Linked DNA regions of Homo sapiens: regions 1 and 3 are each linked to region 2. A link is a loop called in an ENCODE intact Hi-C map of the cell type or tissue named here. Cell type or tissue: dorsolateral prefrontal cortex. All regions are shown on one strand. Region 1 overlaps MYO10 (myosin X). Region 2 overlaps MYO10 (myosin X). Region 3 overlaps BASP1-AS1 (BASP1 antisense RNA 1).

Region 1 (4,000 bases), 86 kb after region 2:
TGACCTAACACTTTAAGGGGCAATTTGAAGGGCTGTATAAGAAATGCCTATGAAATTTAGCATAGGTTCATTGCCTCTGCCCCAGGAAAAACCAAGACGCTCCTAAAACTGTTCAGAATACCTCATAGGTACTTTTTTATATTAATGTTTATTGCGACCAATGATAAATTTTAAAAATACATTAAGGCAAATTCTCAATGAAATAAGCAAAATTCTTAAAAGGTCCTATTGCCAGAATACACTAACATTAAAGTTGATAAAAAGAATCATGTTTTTTGTTTTTGAGACAGGGTCTTACTCTGTCATCCAGGCTGCAGTGCAATGGCATGATCATGGCTCACTACAGCCTCGAACTCCCTGGGCTCAGGTAATCCTCACACCTCCAAGGTAGCTAGGACTACAGGTACACCACAATGCCTGGCCAATTTTGTTTGTTTGTTTGTTTGTTTGTTTTCTCGAGACAGAGTCTTGCTCTGTCGCCCAGGCTGGAGTGCAGTGGCGCGATCTCAGCTCACTGCAACCTCCACCTCCCAGGTTCAAGCAATTCTCCTGTCTCAGCCTCCTGAGTAGCTGGGACTACAGGCACGTGCCACCACGCCCAGCTAATTTTTGTATTTTTAGTACAGATGGGGTTTCACTATGTTGGCCAGGCTGGTCTTGAACTCCAGACCTCGTGATCCATAGCCTCAGCCTCCCAAAGTGCTGGAATTATAGGCATGACCCAATTCTTTTTCTAATTTTTTTATTTTTGAGATGGGGCCTGGCCCTGTCGCCCAGGCTGGAGTGCAGTGACATAATCTCGGCTCACTGTAACCTCCATCTCCCAGACTCAAGCCATCCTCCCACCTCAGCCTCCCAAGTAGCTGGGTTTACACGTGTGTGCCACTACACCCGGCTAATTTTTGTATTTTTTTGTAGAGATGGGTTTTTGCCATGTTGCCCAGGCTGGTCTTGAACTCCTGTGCTCAAGTGATCTGCCCACCTCAGCCTCCCAAAGTGCTGACATTACAGACATGAGCCACTGTACCCCGCCTATCCCCCAATTCTTGATTCTCATAGGTTTGGGAGAAGAAAATCTTATTGTATATAGAAAGGAATATATTTTCCTCCCTCTTTCCCAAAAGTTACACTTTTTTTTTTCTTTTTCTTTTTGCTGCACTGCTTAGAATTTCCAGTACAAGGTTAAAGAGTAACGGGTTAAATTTTGCTATTATTATAGCAAAAATGTCATGTTTGTGATATTAATAAACATCAGCTAAGTTTTCATTGATACACCTGCTAGACTAACACTAAAAAGTAATTGCAAATTAGATATTTAAGGATCTATAAATATCTTTTATAAGTAGAATGTATTAACTAGAATAAATTTGTTAGGTATGCTCATTATGTCAATTTCATGTATAAATTTCTCTTCCTTTCTAGGTGATTGACATATCCTTTTGTCATAAAATCAAATTTCAAATGCCAAGACCTATTATTTCAATGTAGCAATAAAAGCTAGCAATCACTGAAGGGAAGCCAAGTTCCAAAAGTTTACTTGTAGCTGACAAAAAGAACAGACAGTTCTGAAGTGGAAAATGATGTCCCGAGAGAACACAGAGTACCAACGGAGTATCTGATTTCTCAGGGCCTTCCCAGGACAAGGGAGCTGCCACTGCCAAGTGCTCCCTAGCGGCCAACAAGCGAGCTCGCAGGTGATGGGACCTGCAGTGACACTGCCATGTGGATAATCAGGTGTCTTGTCTGTATTCTTTTATCACAAATTATTGTTCGTTACTTCAAGAAAGAAACAAGAAATAAAATAGGAAAAAAGCCAGAGACAAGTCTTTTTTTTTTGCCCTGCTCCTCAAAAACGAGAATGAGAATTTATTCTAACACATCATCTTTTCAGCAGACAGTAATAAATGAACCGTGATGGAAGGTTTGAGTAGTGAGAGGTCTAAAGGGCCAATATAAAATTGGAAAAGATAATTAAAATACTTAGAAAAACACTGCATAAAACCCAACGTGCAAGGCCAAATCCCACACCTCCGCAGGCAGATGCCAAAAGGTGCTGTCTGCAGGAGGGTTTTTGTTAACAGGTTAGAAAATAGGAGAGATGGAGCGAGAAACCGCTCTGCATTATAAATGGCAGGTTGTGACATCTTTAAAAGGGAGGCAGAGTGGAAAACAATCATGTATATAGCCTAGTCCGTTTGGAATTTCATTTTCAACTTAAGGAGACACATGTTAGCCATAGAGAAATGATGCATGATTTATATCCATTTGTTAAAAATATTCTGATTTCATTCCACAGACAGTTGTAACAAATAATCTATGACAATGAAAAGGAAAACAGAATGAAGAGCTGCTAGTCTTCCAGCGGCAGCCTAGGAGGACGAATCTGAGGTGCACTGAAACCAGGTATTACTGCATCGCGGTTTAGAGTGTGGGATCCAGAGTTAGACTGTGTATGGATATGGGCTGCACCAGGTACTGGGTAAGGTTAGGCTGGTCACTAACTTCTCTGAGTCTTAGAATGGAGACAACCATACTTCCTACCATCAGAGGGTTGATGAGAGTGATTGGAAAGTAAACTCCATGTGAAGTTCATAACAGTAAGTGCTCACTAAATGTCAGCTGCATTTGTGATGATTAGAATGATAATGACGCCACCCTAGGTGCATTGCATCTAACTTTTTTTTTTTTTTTTTTTTTTTTTTTTGAGACGGAGTCTTGCACTGTCACAAGGCTGGAGTGCAAAGGCGTGATCTCAGCTCACTGCAACCTCCGCCTCCCAGGTTCAAGCGATTCTCCTGCCTCAGGCTCCTAAGTAGCTGGGACTGCAGTCGCCCGCCACCATATCCAGCTAATTTTTTGTGTGTTTTTAGCAGTGACGGGGTTTCACTATGTTGGCCAGGCTGGTCTTGAACTCCTGACCTCGTGATCCGCCTGCCTCACCCTCCCAAAGTGCTGGGATTACAGGCATGAGCCACCGTGCCCGGCTGCATCTAACTGTTCTAATAAGGGCTCTGGTAAAGAACTTAAGATCACAGTGATGAAATCTCCTGGCCAGGCCCGATTGGGTGGGGCTGTTCGCAACGCTCGATGACTGGGCTATCTTAAATGCAGATACCTTGTAACAAAGCCCTTGCAAGAGACCATGGCATGCCACAATGCAGAGACAGGATGACTAATGCTCACGCAACCAGAAATGGCCATCACAAGCCACGAGGGCTGGATGATACCTTAACATGAGACAGCCAAATGCTTAGGCAGATAAAATGGGGTCCCTGGAGAATCTCCAAGCGTCCCAAGAATGTTTACATTAGATGCTTTTGGGTCGATGAGGGAACCTGCCCAGGGCTTGTCTGGGCATCCCACAGTGAACTGGAGCCTGACGTACGCACTGGGGGAAGTGGGTGGGGCCACGGGGAATTCTTCCACGGGGAAGAGAAGCCTGCTCTCTTCCGCTCCTGTAGTGACCTGGAAATCAACATGTGAGGTGGGGGCCTGTTAGCAGGAACACCTCTCGCTTTGCTGAGGTTTTTTTTTTTTTTTTTTTTTTGAGACGGAGTCTCGCTGTCTCCCAGGCTGGAGTGCAGTTGCGCGATCTCGGCTCACTGCAAGCTCCGCCTCCCGGGTTCACGCCATTCTCCTGCCTCAGCCTCCCGAGTAGCTGGGACTATAGGCGCCCGCCACCACGCCCGGCTAATTGTTTGTATTTTTAGTGGAGACGGGGTTTCACCGTGTTAGCCAGGATGGTCTCAATCTCCTGACCTCGTGATCTGCCCGCCTTGGCCTCCCAAAGTGCTGGGATTATAGGCATGAGCCACCGCGCCTGGCCATCTTCCTTTCACCCAATAAAACCCTGCTCTACTCACCCTTCAACGTGTCCCTGTGCCTAAGTTTTCCTGATCGTGTGACAAGACCCCAGGTTTTAGCTGAACAAAGGAGCAAAATTCTGCAACAACAGTCACCTGGGCCAATGGCTGGCAGATTTGTTATTAGCTATAGAATT
Region 2 (4,000 bases):
ATAACCCTGCAGACTCACAAACTCACAAGCTGCAGGAATAGACAGGACAGACGTTCCACGGTGTCAGATCCACAAGGTGACCCTGTGATCCATCACACTGAAGAGCAAATGCTAAGTCTCCTTAATTTTGTGCTATGTCTCCTCAGCACTCCAGCATGGAAACCTGAAGTCCAGGAAGCTACAGACAACTTGCCCCAGCCAATGAAGGCCTCCACCCTCTTCTAATCTCAGTCAAAAGTTAAAGCTCCTTAGGAGCAAATGTTTTTAAGAAGTTCAATGTCTCCATTCAACAGAATTGAGGTTGCACTGCATTACAAATGATACTAACCGTTCTCTGTACCCTAGTCTCTTATTCTGCAAAGTATGGATGATGGTAATAATTAATGTCTACCTTGCAGGATCCAAGAGAATCAAAAGAGTTAATATTTATGAAGCATTTAGAATACTTCCTGAAATACTTAGGTATGAAACATTTAGAATATTAGCCTGAAATATAATTGTGATTACTTTTGCACCAAGCTAATAGTAAGTTCTGTGTAAGTTAGTACCTCTTCCGTTGAATTCTTCAATATTAAGATCTTTAAAACCCCCCAGTGCCATAGCACTATCAGTTACTTAAACAGCCATTAGTTACTGCTCCCTGCCCTTTTTCGTCCTTATGCAAACACAAATGATTCACTTTCAAAGCTCAGAAGCTTCCAGAGGGTAGATTTTCAGCTTCATGCAGCTGTATAATTTACACACGCTACCGGTGACAGTAACAGCCTGAGAGACAGGTGACAATGGATCTGTCTAGTGGCACTGGAGGCTGGAAATCCTGAACTCTGTGCTGTACTTGAACACATTTGCCCAGGGAAAGATTCCCCAAGGGACAAGTGCATCAATCTCGTATGACTCTTGGTTCTTCAAAAAAAGTCAATTAAAATTTTTCAAGGCCAGTACAGTAAACAGTGCTCTGTGTGATGCTCACACCTGTGCATGAGGGAGCAGGATGTGGGTAACACAAAGTCAACAGCGCAGACTCACCTGGCATCTTCTGGGGACTCTGCAATCAGGTGGAAAGTCCTATCGGCCATAATGATGTCGATCCCATTCTCCTTGGTGGTGTTATCTATGATCTCTCTGCAAAGAAGCAAAAGCAACAAACGCACATCAGGAACACCAAATTCTGAATAACTGAGGAAAGCAACTAATGAAGCCAATGACTAGAGTTGGGAACTGTCTGTTACTGACGAAACGGTACACAGTTGGCTCTCCATATCTGCGAGTTCAGGATTTGTGGGTTCTGCACCTGTGGATTCAACCAGCAGCAGATCAAAAATAAAAATCCAATTTAAAAAATAATAATACTACAAATTAAAAAACAATACAGTGTAACTACTATTTACAATGCATTTGCAACATACTAGCTATTGTAAGTAATCTAGAGACGATTTGAAGCATGTGGGAGAATATGCATAGGTTACATGCAATGACTACATCCTTTTATAGCAGGAACTCGAGCATCTGGGGATTTTGATGGCTGCAGTGGGGTGGGGAGTGGGGTGGTGGTTCTGGAACCCGTCACCAAAAGACATGGAGGGACCTACAATGGTTTTTCTTTTAGCAATGATGAAGACACCCTCTAGGGGGAGCCAGTCTCATCTCTGCTGCCCAGGGAGGAGGCTGCTGGTGTGGCCAGGGATAGCAGGGTTCCCCTGACTTCTCTAGGGGAGAGGCTCTCTCCCCTCACACTGGTCTGCCCAATGCCCACCCCTGCTCAGGACCCAGACAGGCCAGGGGCAGCAGCCCCCACTCCTGCCTGCAACTTCCTTTGGACCCTTTCTCAAATCTACAAAAGCCAACCTCGGCCCGGCGTGAGCTCTTTCCCTAATTCATCACAGCTCTCTCCCAGCTTAAGGCCAGGGCATCTGCGTCTGAATTCTGCTTGAGATGTGCACATTATTTCCATCAGGGGTGCTGGGAGTGAGGCGCAGGATTTGGGGTGTTTGGTCTCAATACCATCTTGATCTCATCTGCAACCCTCCCTAAACAACACTAGAGAAATAAAATTGGTGAACCAGGTTAACAAAATCAGGGTAAAACAGCAGCAGATGTTAGGATCAGACCAGAGATAGTAATACGTTTGATGAAGAAGGGTTTGGGGCATAAAGCCAGCTTGCTCTGATAACTAAAGAAGTGCAAATGTTCGGCCGGGCGTGGTGGCTCACGCCTGTAATCCCAGCACTTTGGGAGGCTGAGGCGGGCGGATCATGAGGTCAGGAGATCGAGACCATCCTGGCTAACACGGTGAAACCCCATCTCTACTAAAAATACAAAAAAATTAGCTGGGTGAGGTGGCAGGTACCTGTACTTCCAGCTACTCGGGAGGATGAAGCAGGAGAATGGCGTGAACCCAGGAGGTGGAGCTTGCAGTGAGCTGAGATCGCGCCACTGCACTCCAACCTGGGCGAAAGAGTGAGACTCCGTCTCAAAAAAAAAAAAAAAAGTACAAATGTTCACAATAAAACATGTATTTTACAGCAACAAAACTAAAATAGTCTGGTTAGAAAATAAGTATTATCTGACCTCATAGCTAGAATCACTGAGATGAAATATTTAAAAAAAAATCAAGATCAGGGCCGGGCGTGGCGGCTCATGCCTATAATCCCAGCACTTTGGGAGGATGAGGCAGGCGGATCACTTCAGGTCAGGAGTTTGAGACCAGCCTGGCCAACATGGTGAAATCCCGTCTCTACTAAAAATACAAAAATTAGCCAAGCTTGGTAGTGCACACCTGTAGTCCCAGCTACTCGGGAGGCTGAGGCAGGAGAATCACTTGAACCCTGGAGGCAGAGGTTGCAGTGAGCCGACATGGTGCCACTGCACTCCAGCCTCAGTGACAGAGCGAGACTCTGTATCAAAAAAAAAAAAAAAAATCAAGATCAGAACTACTGCTGACATCACAAGAGGACAACCAGCTACTCTAAGCCTTCTTAACAGAAATCAATACCAACACAAGTGAAGCACTCTTAAACAGAAAGAAAACCTGAACTCGATCACTCTCTAGGTCTAATGACCAATTCACAAGAAACAAATGAGAAAGAGAAACACGTTCAAACACATGCCCATATAGGGTTGGTGAAATCTAGAAACCATGGGATAAGCGAGCTAACATGTTCCATTACAAACAGCAAGTGAAAGAAAGGCAGAGGGGCATCTATACATTAAAAGAGACTTGAGTGATCTAAAAACCAGTGACAACATCTAGACCTCATTTGGATTCTGACTTGAAGAAAATAACTATAAAACCAACCCAAACCAACAAGAACACTACCACCTCCACTTATAAGGAAACTGCAGGCCAGGCACAGTGGCTCACGCCTGTAATCCCAGCACTTTGGGAGGCTGAGGTGTGCGGATCACCTGAGGTTAGGAGTTTGAGACCAGCCTGGCCAATATGTGAAACCCTGTCTCTACTAAAAATACAAAAATTAGCCAGGCATGGTGGTAGGCACCTGTAATCCCAGCTACTCAGGAGGCTGAGGCAGGAGAATCGCTTGAACCAGGGAGGCAGAGGTTGCAGTGAGCCAAGGTTGTGCCACTACACTCCAGCCTAGGCAACAGAGTGAGACTTGGTCTCAAAAAAATAAAAATAAAAATAAAAAAATAAGGCCACTGCAGAAATCTGAACAATGACTGGGAGTTTGGATAATATTAGGAGCTAACATTATTTTTTTAATGTCATAATGGTATTGTGATTATGTATTAGAATGTTTAAATACCTACTAAATATTTACAGAAGAAATTATATGATAGGGACTTGCTATAAAAGGAGGTGGTTTGCTGGGGGAGCGGACTGGATAGAACTGTGGATGAAACACTCTTGGCCATGGGTGGATAGCCACCGAAAGCTCTGGAATAAGTCCGTGGTTTATTATATTCTTCCACCCACTCTTGCCCATGATTGAAGTTTTCCATAATAACTCACTGTTCCTGTTCTATAGGAGGTGACAGAAAT
Region 3 (4,000 bases), 440 kb after region 2:
AGTGAGCAGCAGCAAGATTTATCATGAAGAGTGAAGGAACAAAGCTTCCACAATGTGGAAAGGGACTCAAGCAGGTTGCCCCTGTTGGCTTGGGTGCCAGCTTTTTTTCCCTTATTTGGCCCTGCCTACATCCTGCTGATTGGTCCATTTTACAAAGCACTGATCAGTCCGTTTTACGGAGTGCTGATTGGTGCATTTACAAACCTTCAGCTAGACACAGAGCATTGATTGGTGCGTTTTTACAGAGTGCTGATTGGTGCGTTTACAAACCTTTAGCTAGACACAGAGCTGATTGGTGCATTTATAATCCTCTAGCTAGATAGAAAATTTCTCCAAGACCCCACCCCACTCGACCCAGGAAGTCCAACTGGCTTCACCTCTCACTAGGATTAGAGGTGTGAGCCACCATGCCTGGCCAGCAATTGTGCCTTTTAATCTGCTTTGCTTCCCTAATGCAGATCTTGGTCATGTTTCCTAGATGCCCATTTGACTGCCTTAACTCATGGCCAATAAAGTGGGGTCAGTGTTGAAAGCAAACCAGCAACTCCAATTGTTGCTGGCAGCAACTCCCTGCCCAGCTCTATCCTCCATCTGACTTTGCCTTTCTCCATCTCAGACTCTGGAGGCAGGAAGGCAGGGTAAGGCCAGAGATAGAAAAAGCATAGTTGCTGCTAGGGTAAATGTGGGGCAAGCACGGTTCATCGTAGTTCCCTTATAACAAAGGTAACAGTTGAGGATATTTATTGATTTGGTTCTCAATTGTATTCTCTAGATTAAAAAAATAAAAAGATTTGGTGAAAATCTCTTTCAGTTAGTTCTCTAGAAAACTTTTGGGTTTATGATGAGCAAAAAATAGGTACTTGGTTTCATTTGCACAGGCTTTGCCAAACTTTAATTGAATTCAGAGAGTTCTACAAATTGGGCAATGAATAATAATAATAATAAAAAAAGGCAGCTTCTGGCTTATTGTGGTATTCTGTTTAGCTCTATTAGCTGTCATTAGTAGTGAAGGAATAGAGGAATGGGACCTAACTTTATGGAGTGGCTTAGGTGGAGTTAGGGGAACACTGGGCAGGGTTGAGGACAAAGGAGGAGAATCCTGAAAACGAGCATGTTGCAAAGTCTACTTGCCCTTTAAGAGCTTCCTCTTCCACATTCCCGGAACCTGAGTTCAAAACTTTCTTTTCCTAAGACTTGAGGTTGCATCTCAGGAGGAATATGAGTCTTTCTTCCCAAACCTTTGCTTTATAATCAAATCGACTGAAACCTATAAATAAAGGTTAGTGTGGGTGGAGAGGGTACACTTAGGGAAATTCATTTTCTGGCATCACAGAATTATCTTAAATAATGTATAAGGAACCATTGGCTGTAGAGCTGTTATTGAACAATAACAGCAATATGCTCAGAGCACGATGCTGAGCTATATATGTTAATAACAAAGCTAACAAAAAGAAAGACGGCACTTGGTCCTATTTCATTTGCCAACTGGGAAATGAAATCATCAACATGCTTTATAAGTGGTTGGCTAGTTTTCATCATTTATATGTCAAATTTAAAAAAGGAAAACCGAGTTTTGAAGTATATTTTATAGACATTCTTCAGTAAATTTCACTTTTTACAAAACGGTATAGTTGGTCAGGCATGGTGGCTCACGCCTGTAATTCCAGCACTTTGAGAAGTTGAGGCGGGAGGATCACTTGAGTCCAGGAGTTCAAGACCAGCCTGGGCAATATAGTGACGTCTTCTCTAAAAAAAATAAAAAAATAAAAAATAAAAAGAAGCCAGATGTGGTGGTGCATGCCTGTAGTCCCAGCTACTCAGGAGGTTGAAGTGGGAGGATGGCTTGAGCCTGGGAGGTAGAGGTTGCAGTGAACTGTGATCATGCCACTGCACTCCAGCCTGGGTGACAGAGCAAGACCTTGTCTCAAAACAAAAAACTGTATAGTCAGTTAGTCAAATCTTGGTGTTTGCAGGGAGGGCTTGGTTTAAAACTCATTTTCCCTTGTAAGATATTTGCATATTCTAAATTAAAGATTACTCTGCTGCCTTTTTAGTACTAGGAAAAACAGAAGCCCTCTTGTGGTCAGATTAAAAAATACAAGCTGTGTTCCGTGAATCAGTTTCAGGGCTTAGTTTTAGCTAGACTAAGCCTCACTCAAACTGATTTTTACCAATGTTTTACCATTAGGAAAAATATAACACACATAAAAGAAGCAGTGTTTTAACATATACTCTGAAAGAATTGAGACTCTAAAAAGAAACAGATTAATTTTAACTGTAGCGGAAGCCGAATGACAATCACATCATATAGCTTTTGTAACTGTCCTCTTCCTGCTGTGACTTTATTGTGGGATTTTAAAATTAGGTGTGGCATCATAGTGTGATGATAATTACACAGCTTGGCTCGTTAAGGCCATAAAACATTGTGGATTTGAAAAGCAGTACACTCCTGTAGTTAGAACACAGGGGGCTGGGATCAGAACTGGTTTGGTTTGCACAAAATCAATTATTTCTCTCCTTGTGTCTCCTGCATTTACTTCTGGAGTTAAGAAATGGGTGTTTGGCCAACGCTTCTTTCTTCACTGGGCTCTGAGAAGCCTGTTCTTCGGTTTTCTACTCAAGCTGCTATCTGTAGGCCTGGCTTTGCTAAGCAACTCTTTCTTTTCCTAAAGATCTTTTGTTTTAGGGTATACTTTTCTGTTTTAAGGACATAATTATAGATTTGCAAGAAGTTGCAAAAAAAAAAAAAATGTACAGGGAGATCCAACATACCCGTCACCCAGCCTTGTCTGATGGTCATGTCCATATAACCAGACACATTATAGAAATTAGGAACCTGATATTGGTACAATCCATAGAGATTTAATTGCATTTACTAGCTTTACAAACACTCATTTGTGTGTGTGTGTGTGTGTGTATAAAGTTCTGTGCAATTTTGTCACATGTATACATTCATGTACCTGTAACTACAGTCAGATACAGAATTGTGGCCTGACACAGTAGCTCACATGTGTAATCCCAGCGCTGCAGGAGGCTGAGGCAGGAGGGTCGCTTGAGGCCAGGAGTTTGAGACCAGCCTGGGCAATATAGGGAGACCCTATCTCTACAAAAAAATTAAAAAACTAGTCAGGTGTGATGGCAGCACCTATAGTCCTAGCTGCTCAGGAGGCTAAGGCGGGAGGATCACTTGGGCCTGGGAGATCAAGGCTGCAGTGAGCCATGATCACGCACTCACGCCACTGCACTCCAGCCTGGGTGACAGAGCAAGACCCTGTCTCAGAAAAAGATACAGAATTGTGCCATTAGCCCAGGCTACCCCATTATGTCTACACCCAAGTTCTCTTCCTCCCACTCCTACCTGTGGCAGTCATGAATCTGTTTTCTATCGCTATAGTTCGGTTATTGTAAAATGTTATATAAATGGAATCATAACTTGTTGAGATGGACTTTTTTTTCACTCAGCATAATTCCCTTGAGATCCATTCAAGTTGTTGTCTATTCCATGGTATGGCTAGACCACAGTGTGTCTAACCATTTGCCCACTGAGGGACATTTGGCTTGTTTTCAGTTGTTTAGCTCTTGGGAATAAGAGCTACTATGAATATTCTTTTTTCTTTTTTTTTTGACACAGAGTTTCACTCTTGTTGCCCAGGCTGGAGTGCAATGATGTGATCTTGGCTCACTGCAACCTCCAGCTTCCGAGTTCAAGTGGTTCTCTTGCCTTAGCCCCCCAAGTAGCTGGGATTACAGGCATGTGCCACCATGCCCAGCTAATTTTGTATTTTTAGTAAAGACAGGGTTTCTCCATGTAGGTCAGGCTGGTCTTGAACTCCCGACCTCAGGTGATCCACCCACCTTGGCCTCCCAAAGTGCTGGGATTACAGGTGTGAGCCACTGTGCCCGGCCTGAATATTCTTATACAGGTTTTTGCTAAATTACAAAGTGTTGATAAAATAAATTAAAGAAGACCTAATAACTTTTTTTAAAAAAGAGAACTACA

The links. Peaks named below come from ENCODE experiments on the same cell type or tissue, not always from the same donor. Only the 100,000 strongest peaks of a DNase experiment are listed, where the experiment ranks them.
Region 1: it touches region 2 in a loop (4-fold over the local background); 5 of 110 quality-filtered maps call a loop at or near these places.
Region 3: a loop joins it to region 2, with 4 times the contacts of the local background. A loop is called at or near these places in 4 of 110 quality-filtered maps.

What each region holds. Positions count from the first base shown.
Region 1 is chr5:16,775,164-16,779,163 of GRCh38, forward strand. The region is part of intron 9 of MYO10 (myosin X); the gene reads right to left. Among named protein-coding and RNA genes, the nearest start is that of MYO10, 160 kb to the right of the region's middle. In dorsolateral prefrontal cortex, a CTCF peak has its summit at 1,661 (motif pointing left); a DNase peak (open chromatin) is centred at 1,669.
Region 2 is chr5:16,688,798-16,692,797 of GRCh38, forward strand. MYO10 (myosin X) reads right to left here. Exons shown (of 41, transcript NM_012334.3): 28 at 1,027-1,122. Among named protein-coding and RNA genes, the nearest start is that of RETREG1, 74 kb to the left of the region's middle. In dorsolateral prefrontal cortex, CTCF peaks have their summits at 1,648 (motif pointing right) and 1,850; a DNase peak (open chromatin) is centred at 1,646; H3K27ac peaks cover 3,287 bases.
Region 3 is chr5:17,130,634-17,134,633 of GRCh38, forward strand. BASP1-AS1 (BASP1 antisense RNA 1) reads right to left here. Exons shown (of 3, transcript NR_027253.1): 3 at 1-1,267. Among named protein-coding and RNA genes, the nearest start is that of MIR10522, 23 kb to the right of the region's middle. In dorsolateral prefrontal cortex, a CTCF peak has its summit at 2,069 (motif pointing left); no DNase peak of the experiment used is centred here.